Linked DNA regions of Homo sapiens: region 1 is linked to region 2. The links are chromatin contacts, found by Hi-C or POLR2A ChIA-PET in ENCODE. All regions are on one chromosome and are shown on one strand. Each heading gives the region's core, a stretch centred on a gene start or an enhancer-like site at or near the end of the contact. The rest is flanking DNA. Distances are from core to core; before and after follow the strand shown.

Region 1 (5,088 bases), core at 2,589-5,088, 490 kb after region 2:
CCAAGCAAGGTCCCATTGGCCCTTCTAATCTCACTCCTTCCCTCCACATCATGTTGCTGTCTGCTCTGATCAGACTTTAAAATACTGCTCTAGGCTGGGCACGGTGGCTCATGCCTGTAATCCCAGCATTTTGGGAGGTGCAGGCTGGCAGATCACGAGGTCAGGAGTTCGAGACCATCCTGGCCAGCATGGTGAAACCCTGTCTCTACTAAAAATACAAAAAATTGCTGCTGGGTGTGGTGGTGGGCGCCTGTAGTCCCAGCTACTTGGGAAGCTGAGGCAGAAGAATCACTTGAACCTGGCAGGCGAAGGTTGCACTGAGCCAAGATCATGCCACTGCTCTCCAGCCTGGGCGACAAAAGGAGACTGCATCTCAAAAAAAAAAAAAAAAAAAAAAAGACTACTCTAAACACCACCTTCTATGAACCTTCAAGCCTTTGCACATGCTGTTTTTTTCTGCCAGAAACTCCCATCTTTCCTCTCTTCATCTGTCTACTTCCCTATCATCTTTCTAAGCTCTAACATCACTTCCTCGGGGATCCTTCCCCCACTGTGTCCAGACCAGGGAGTCCAAGGTGGTCTCTAGTAGTTTCCTCAATCATAGCACTGAGCATACCTTATGCTCACAACCCATTCTATGTTCTACAGATCATCACATTTCCCAGTGCTCAGCACTTGCTATGTAGCAGGTGTTCAACAGATATTATATTCTACATAAGAATAACTGAACTGGATGGTATTTAGTTCAATATAAGGGGGAACTTCCTAATAGTCATAGTTGAACAATAATGGGAACAGGTGGCCTCAGGAGGTAATGAGCTCCGTATCACTGAGTATACCCAAACAGGAGCTAGATGACCATTTCTCAGGGAGGCTGTAGGGAGATATCCATACAGAATTTAAGAATGGGGGCAGTGGCTCACACTTTTAATCCTAGCACATTGGGAAGCTGAGGCAGGTGGATCTCTTGAGCCCAGGAGTTCAATACCAGCCTGGGCAACATGGCGAGACGCTGTCTCCAATTAAAAAATTAAAATAAAACAAAGAATGGTGGGTGGTAGCTCATACTTGTAATCCCAGCACATTGGGAGGCAGAGGTAGGAGGATCTCTTCAGGCCAAGAGTTCAAGATCAGCCTGGGCAACATGCAACCCCACCTTTACAAAAAATAAAATACTAGCCAGGCATGGTGGGCACATATCTGTAGTCCCAGATACTTGGGAGGCTGAGGTGGGAGAATCACTTGAGCCCAGGAGTTTGAGGCTGCAGTGAGCTATGATCGCACCCCTGCACTCCAGCCTCACAACAGAGTGAGACTCTGTCTCTGAAAGAAGAGGCCGGGCACGGTGGCTCATGTCTCTAATCCCAGCACTTTGGGAGGCTGAGGCAGGTGGATCATTTGAGGTCAGCAGTTCGAGACCAGCCTGGCCAACATGGTGAAACCCCATCTCTACTAAAAATACAAAAATTAGCCGGGTGTGGTGGCACATGCCTGTAATTCCAGCTACTTGGGATTACTTGTAATTCCAGCTACTTGGGATTACTTGAGGCAGGAAAATCGCTTGAACCCAGGAGATGGAGGTTGTAGTGAGCCAAGAGTGTGCCATTGGACTCCAGCCTGGGTGATGGAGTAAGACTCTGTCTCAAAAAAAATAAAATAAATAAAAATAAATAAAAAAGGAAGAAGAAGCAGGAGGAGGAAGAAGGAAGCAAAAAGAAGAAGAAATAATAATAGTGGAGAATGCGCAACCTTCAGATCTCCTAGTTCTGACTGTTTATATGACCCAGCATAAGCCCTTCCCCTCACTAAGCCTCAGACTACCTATCTGTAAAATGGAGGTGATAGGCCAGATTTCTGAGGGGCCCTCCTGCTCTAACAACCCATGGTTTCATGAAGACCAGCTTTGTGCCCAGACATGTAAGGCATATACCGAAGGACAAGTTATTTTTTAACCAATGGTTGGTGAATGAGTGAGTGTTGAATTAATGAATGAAGTATGCCTTTTTTGTCCCAATATCTTGCCCATAAGCCAAATGAAGAGTAATTCGAGGTTTGAAATTGTGCAAACTGGCCAGGCACAGTGGCTCACGCCTGTAATCCCAGCACTTTGGGAGGTAGAGGCAGGTGGATCACTTGAGGCCAGGTGTTCCAGATCAGCCTGGCCAATATGGTGAAACCCCACCTCTACTAAAAATACAAAAATTAGCCGCATGGTGGCACATGCCTGTAGTCCCAGCCACTCAGGAGGCTGAGGCAGGAGAATTGCTTGAACCTGGGAGGCAGAGGTTACAGTGAGCCAAGATTGCATCACTGTACTCCAGCCTGGGCGACAGAGCAAGACTCTGTCTCCCTCTCTAAAAATAAATAAATAAATAAATAAAATTGCACAAACTTAGGCTTAAAATCCCAGCCCCTCTATTTCCCAGATGTGGATCTTGGGGAAGTCACTTTGCCTCAGTTTCTTCATCTTGAAAATGGACCATTAATGTCCAGTTACAGCCTCTTCCCCAGGACGCTGTGAGGGAGAGATGTGACAGTAAAGTGCCTAGAGCAGGATGTAGAAAGTGGACCCTCAGAAAATAAGAACCCCAGCCTTTCTGCTCACATGGGAGGGCAGGGAGCTGAAATACCTTCTGCTTATCCCAAGGCATTTTCCCCCACCCTTCTCTCCTGTGCCACTCAGAAAGGGTAGGAGCTACTTTGGAGAGATTTTGATTTTATTTATTGTATTGTATAACTATCAAAATCTGCCCTAACAACTGATACCTAGGCTTTGTGACAGGAAGCCACAATAACTTTTTCTTGACCTGCAGCTGCCCTGCGGATAAAAGATAAAACAAAGCTGGGGAGCCACTGAGATTATCAGGCCTGCTGCACAGGAAAAGGGCAGTATGCAGCAGGGGACCTGGGCTCCAGGCCCCATACTCAGAAACCTCTGAGGGAGGCAGAGGCAGGTGGATCACTTGAGCCCAGGAATTCGAGACCAGCCTGGGCAACATGGCCAAATCCCATCTCTACAAAAAATACAAAAATTAGCTGGGTGTGGTGGCGAACGCCTCTATTCCTAGCTACTGGGGAGGCTGAGGTGGGAGGGATGACCTGAGCCCAGGGAGGCGGAGGTTGCAGTAAGCAGAGATGGTGCCACTGCACTCCAGCCTAGGTGACAGAGTGAGACTCCATCTCAAAAGAGAAAGAAAGAAAGAAAGAGAGAGAGAGAAAGAAAGAAAGAGAGAGAGAGAAAGAAAGAAAGAAACCTCTGGCAAGCTGTGTGGTTAAGCCAAGTAACTCACCCTCTCTGGTCCTCAGTTTCCCTGTTTGCCTACTTCCCATGTGTGAGGTTCAAATCAGATTGTGCAAGCCTGTGAACACTGTAGAAACAATAATCATTATGTAAGTGATCATTTCGTCAGCCTTTGCTCTATGCCAGGCACGGGACGAGCGTTCTTACAAGAGCTGCAAAATTAGTTTTAGCAGTATTGTTCCTGTTTTACATATGAGAAAACCTAGGCTCAGCGAGGTCAGATTCCAACCAACCCAAATCACGCATCTTCTCCTGGCCCTTCGTTTTCTCTCGGGAGACATGGCCTCCCTACTATTGCATAATTACTTTGTGAAGTTAAAGAGCGTTGGGTGGAAATGAGTGGGACAGATTGGAGATGACGTGGGTGGGGTGGGAGGATTCAAGGAGGGTACGCGCCTGGCCGGACTGGGATGACTCTGCGGCAGGCCTGGGACTCCCTCAGGCCGACCCAGGCTTCCCAAGTCCCTCCTGGAGCCAAGGGCCCGGGATTCTCGGGCGGCTCGGGCGAGCGGGCGGGGCAGGAGGCGGGGCGGCGGCAGGAAGCTGCCCGAGCGGCGCTCTGAGCGGCCTGAGCCCGGCGGAGCCCTGCAGAACCCGGCCGACCTCCATGGGCTGCGGGGGGCTGCACCCGGACCCCTGGGGCGCGGCGCGCCCCTGAATGCACCGTGGGACGCAGGAGGTAGAGGCGCACGAGGCGGCGCAAGAGACATCGGGAGGGTCCTGAGCCCCTCCGGGGAGGAACGCGGTCCTAGGCTGAGTGGGTTGGGGGGAAAGCGATGCTGGCTGGGTCCCCTGGTTCGCAAGACCTCGGACTGCCAGGGGGTGGGGCCTCACCGCGCCCCTCCCTCTCCGGTTCGGGCCCCGCCCCTCCTCCTCCTGCGCCGGGCTGGGGTACCCCTCCTCCGGGATCCGGTACACAGCGTCGCGCGCTCCCCCCAGGGTGCCATGGCCTCCCGGCTCCTGCACCGGCTGCGGCACGCCTTGGCCGGCGACGGCCCCGGGGAGGCGGCGGCCAGTCCAGAGGCCGAGCAGTTTCCGGAGAGCTCAGAGCTGGAGGACGACGACGCCGAGGGCCTGTCCTCCCGACTCAGCGGCACCCTCAGCTTCACCAGCGCCGAGGACGACGAGGACGACGAGGACGAGGACGACGAGGAGGCTGGCCCTGACCAGCTGCCCCTCGGGGATGGGACGTCAGGAGAAGACGCAGGCGAGTGCAGGAGGACGGAGGCGGGAACCCTGGGGCTCGATTAGGCCTCCATCCCAGCCGCGTTCCCAGAGCATCCAGGGCGCTAAGTTGATCCAGCTGAAACTCCCACACTTCTTAAAGCGCCTGGGCCACCTCTTGGCTGTGTGACCTTGAGAGAGTCTTAACCCCCCTCTGAGCCAAGTTTTCCCTTGTGTCAAGTGGGAGAACTCACTCTCATCTCAGAATTGCTGCAGGCATTAAATGTACAGGGCTTGGGATCCGAATGGAAATGATGTATTAACGATATTTTGAGGGTGGAGCTATTAATTTAGCCCCTACTGTCTGCCAGGCACGGTGTTTGGCTCCTCGGTGCCTCTCTGTCCCTCAGTTTCCATTTCTGTAAAAAGGGGGTAAGTCCTGCCTCACACTGGGAGGATGAGTGAGGCCACGTCAGTGGTTGATGTCGACCCTGGCCCTAGGCCCATTGATATGACTGGTCATGTGTCTGCAGAACGGAGCCCCCCACCTGATGGGCAGTGGGGCAGTCAGCTCCTGGCGCGGCAGCTGCAGGATTTCTGGAAGAAGTCCCGGAACACCTTGG
Region 2 (4,747 bases), core at 1,689-4,188:
TAGGCACAGTGGCTTAATCCCAACATTTTGGGAGGCCAAGGTGGGAGGCTCACTTGAGCCCAAGAGTTTGAGATCAGCCTGGGCAACATGGTGAAACCCCATCTCTACAAAAATTAGCCAAATGTGGTTGTGCACGCCTGTGGTCCCAGCTACTCGGGAGGCTGAAGTGGGAGGATCACTTGAGCCCAGGAGGTCGAGGTTGCAGTGAGCTACGATCGTGCCACTGCACTCCAGCCTGGGTGACAGAGGAAGACCCTGTCTCCAAAAAATAAAAAATAGGGCAATGGGCCTAGGTCCCACAGACTCTGCTGGCCCTGTGGCTGGTGGGGATCTGGGATTAGTGCCTGGGGGTTTAGAGATACTACATTCTTCCCCAGACTGTTGGGGAGAAAGAAGGGAGGGGAAGTGCTCTTTTGTTCTACAGAAACTAACACCTGCCAACAGAAGGTATCTGATTTTATAACCTAGCAAACAGACAAGACAAGGGATTTTGCCAAGGTCATCCAAGCAGCTGGCAGCGGAGATGGACTTAGAACCTAGGTATCCTGGCTCCCAGACTGGAATTATCTTCTCTCCCCTTCCAGGGTGTTGGCTGCCCCTAAGGGTCTCAGCAAATCCACAGGCAGCAGCTGTCATTACAGTTATACTCCCCATCTAGTCTTTTGGCTATAGGCATGAAGCTACGAAAAGGTCCTATCCCAACCCTATCCCCAAATCCTATGGCTTCTATCACCCCAGGAAAAGCATGAGTGACTAAAAGGAGTATCCACTACATGCCAAGCACCATGCTGGGTACTTTGTTTATACAAGTTCATTTAAATGGCAAAACAGCCTTGCAAGGTGCTCTACCCATTTTGCAGATGAGAAGACTGAGGTTCAGCTGAGTCACTTATCCAACGTCATGCAACTAGAAAGCTAGAGCTGGGATTCAAATCCAGATCTTCCTCAAGAACACGTCCCAACCACAACTAGGCTTCTCACTGCCACCCACTCTTCACTTCTCTCCAGCCTAACCCGCCAGTCCACAACACACTGGCTGGGCCAGGGCTCCAGGGCAACCCTGTCCCTGCCTAGGAGTAAACAAAGGTGAAAGTGATATCACTTAAACAAAGGAACAGAAACTTGGCTGGGGCACCAGAGAGGAGTTCAGGGTCAGGGCTTGGATAACTGTGAACTAATGAGAGCCTCTCCCGACCTGGCTCCTCCCCAGGGGAGGTAGGGTCGGGGACACACTTGACCCTTCTTTCAGGAGGCAAGACCAGAAGGGTAATAACTGGGCAAGCCAAATTTAGTGGGGAGAGGGGATGGTGAGTACCTGGGGCTCCAACACCTGGACCCACCAGAATGATTTCTAGCAGGAGACCCCCAGCAGCGTACACTACTCGTAACTGTTCTTCCCCACCCCACCCACTTCTTAAGGGCCAGACATTCCCCAGAATGGCTAAAACCTGGGGCCCACAACTGTGACTCTACCACCCAGAGTGGTTGTGCATCAAGGCAGATTCACAAGTGTGAGTTCTGCCACTTCCTAACTATATGAGCTTGGGAGTTTATTTCATCTCTGAAATCCTCAGTTTCCTCTTTTGTGACTAGGGCTGGTAGCACCTTGCAGGGTGATGAGGATTAAGAGGAATGCATTTGTGTGTGCAAGGGACCCAGCACGTGATCAATGAATAGTGGCTGTGATTAACCCCTACCTGCCTTCCTCCTGGCCAGTGGGATCAGTGCTCAAAGGATCAGAGGCCTGGGAAAACTTGCAGAGGCAGTTCTGTTGCTGGAAGGAAGCTAGCCTGGGGACAGGGAGATGGTGCTTTGCAAACTGTAAAGGAATATAATCTATAATAGGTTATCATTTTGCTTCTGAGCCCAGAGACTTTTCAACAACCAATCAGGTCCCTTCAGACTGTGAAAAAAAGATACAGAGATAGTCAGAGACCTGCCCAAGGTCACACAGCTTTGACCACCTGTCCTAAGCAGACAGAGGTAAAGACCATTTTTATTTTCCCCGAAGGTGCAAATGACAGTGACCAGAAACACCTGAAATTCTACTTGGGGACCTGGGTCCCCAGGGACAAAATAAATAAATAAAAATCTAGAAGGTAAAAAGAAACTACACACCAATCCATGGTCTGGTGCTCTGGTGCCTGAATGGTTAAACCAGGTCTGGGGGTGGGGGTGGAGTGAGGGTTCAAATGTCGCCTTCAAGGTCGGGTTACTCTGAACACAATCACTCAGGAGAGAGCCAGGCCTGGCACTGCCTGCAACCAGCTTTTCACCAAGCCTCAGGGCAGCCCATTCCCACAGCAAGAACTCCAGGATCCTAGGGTGCCAGCTAGAAATGGGGGAAGGGTTCAGGAGCCTCTGGATGTCTCCCTGCCAGGAGCTGACCCAGCACCCTTGTTACTAACTCCCTGGATGATCGTGGACAATTCCCTTCTCTGAGCCTCAGTTTTCCAATCTGTAAAAGACAGGTCTCAAAGAGACAAGCCTCCCTCTGTCCCAGCCCAGTAACCAAGCTGGGCATTGCTCCGATTACCGGTGGAGACAGCCAGGAGGGGGCTGGCTCCCTCAGGGCCTCAGAGACAGAGGTGCATTGAAGTTGGAGCTTGTAATCTAGGCAGCAGATCCGAAATCCCTGCTGGATCCGAGGGCTAGGGAGGCTCTCGGGATGTAAACAAACCTCCTGTGTTCTCAGAGCAGAGTAGAGAGCCCACGCTGCAGCCTTATCTCAGCTGATTAGATCAGCCCTGGGTGCTGGCTTCCTGCCTCTTCCCAGCCTCCCTCACCGACCCCCAAGGAAGCCATCCTCCAGACCAGGTCAGTCTGTCCCACAGACGGCTCCGGCAGGGCTTCTCCAAGGCAAGGAGTATCCCCACTCTGGGTAGCCGGGCCAGCCATGTGCCACATCTGCCCCCACGCCCAGAGGCTAGAGTGACACCGCCAGTCCCCGCAGGCCTGGCCACTGACTGCTGGGCTTCACCAAGTCACTGTTTCCACACATACCAGCCTCTCCCTGCCTCCCCTTTCCATTACCCCAGGTGTCACCTGACCAGCAGCCTCTTCTACTGTGCCAGAGAAAACTGGAGCAGCCGAGCTCCCGGGCCTGGAGGACAGGGGGAGGGGTGAGATGCAGCCTGAAGGGGTGGGGGCCGCTGAATAGGAAGGTCTGGGCTGAAGGTGGGGGTTGGGGGAAGCAGGAGGCAAGAACAAGGCTGGGAAGTGGGGGAGGGAGGAAGGATGGCTGTAGAAAGGTCAAAGCCAGAAAGAACTGCTGAGATCAGAGTGACCTTTTGGGGAGTACTGCAGCCCCCTGAAAAGGATAAAAAGGTCTAAACCCCAATAACTGTAACTCTTAGTTTACATTTTCAACATATGCACAGACACCACCTCCCCAAAGCCAAACTCTGGCCGGGTTAAGAACCCTCGTCTAGGTGCTAATAAAGCCAGAACTTTACAAGTTTGCCAAACAGCGATGATGACCTTTGAGTGCCACAGGTGTTTTATAGAGGACACTGGAGTTCACATCAACAAAGTGACGTATTAACTGTGTGTGTCCCTGGGTGAGCAGCAGAGCTAGGACGGGGGCTGGAGTTTTCTGTACCCTCTTTTTCAGTCACCCAGCCTTCAGCAGATGGGACCAGAGAGGCCCCAGTGAGATGCAAGAATGTGCCCAAGGTCACCACTGTGTTAGTTAATGACAAACAAGCCCAAGAAGTCAGGCTTATTCTTCTAAGGTTAAATGAGACCCCAACTGTTGACATATGTGTTCTCTCTCCTCCCTCTCTAGGGCACCATGCAGTGAAAACATACGAGAAACTGGCTTTTCAGAACACTGTACCTTTTCTGTCCACCAACACCCCACCCCTCAAAGTGCTATTTGCAATCACTCAGCCTCCTTAAGGGTAGAAACTCTGCCCCTCCAGCACAGGAGGGTGACCCCAGGTCCTGGACAGTGTCCAGAGTGGTCTGATACCCTTGGCAAACCCCCTGCCCCCTCTCCCTCCAGGCTGCAAACTGTTCAGCATGAGGCTCCAGCAAATCCCAGCAGGAGAGGTGGGGCTGCCCAGAACTGGTTCTTGTTTAAACATAAACCCATTCGATAATTAGCAAACAGCCCACTTCTAAGATAAACAAATAGGAGATTTGGACTCCAAAAGCCCCACCCTAGATTTCTCCCTTCCCACCTCCCAGCTGTGGGGGTAGATAAGGGGGATAAGGGGGATGGAGAAAGCTTTCCAGGAGACCTGGGCTCAGAATCTTCAGAGATAGGACCCCCTGGCATGAAGGTGGCCTGGGCAAGGAAGGGAACTGTCACTAAGTAACACCTCCTCCCTACCAGGCATGGTACTAGGTGCCTTTATTTACAGCCCTGTCGTCTCCTTTAAGCTTCGCCACACCGGTATCATGATCTTCTTAACAGACCAGGAGGCTGGGGCTCAGAGGTGGAGTAGCATGACTGAATTCATGTAGCCAGTAAGAGGTGGACTTCGCACGTCTGGAGTTAAGTCTGTGTAACACCAAGCCAATGTTTCAATGCCCTCTGGCCAGCCCCAGGAAGCAAAGAGGAGTCCTCACAAACATCAGAAAATCCTGGGGTCACACCAAACCTGAACAGTACCAGCTTTTGCTCTCTGAAAAAATGCAGGCCAGTTGCAGCCTCAGTTTTGCCTTAAAGAGGAAAAAAGTACTACCTGCTCTGCAGAGGTCTAAAGCCCAATTTTGAGGACTGGCTGCACAATGTACAATG

What was found. Hi-C counts contacts between places; a loop is a spot of excess contacts on that map. ChIA-PET counts read pairs that join two places held with the same protein, here RNA polymerase II (POLR2A). Pooled maps may share reads with other maps.
Region 1: a pooled map shows a loop between it and region 2 (2.8-fold over the local background). The contact joins the promoter of SNX21 here to the enhancer-like site in region 2. A Hi-C loop is called at or near these places in 4 of 50 pooled maps. POLR2A ChIA-PET finds 5 or more read pairs at or near these places in 2 of 52 experiments (AG04450 and PC-9).

The regions. Positions count from the first base shown.
Region 1 is chr20:45,829,961-45,835,048 of GRCh38, forward strand. SNX21 (sorting nexin family member 21) reads left to right here and starts at 3,839. Exons shown (of 4, transcript NM_033421.4): 1 at 3,839-3,980; 2 at 4,241-4,508; 3 at 4,999-5,088. The coding sequence starts at 3,960. It also overlaps a transcript of TNNC2 not described here. RefSeq lists silencers at 3,883-4,192, 4,213-4,332, 4,373-4,422.
Region 2 is chr20:45,339,478-45,344,224 of GRCh38, forward strand. The region is part of intron 1 of SDC4 (syndecan 4); the gene reads right to left. Among named protein-coding and RNA genes, the nearest start is that of SDC4, 6.6 kb to the right of the region's middle. RefSeq lists an enhancer at 2,956-3,850. Within about 2 kb of position 2,939, at least 30 of the 41 ENCODE cell types and tissues checked have a DNase peak (open chromatin) inside an H3K27ac peak, as active enhancers do; they include PC-9, where a contact is called at or near this core.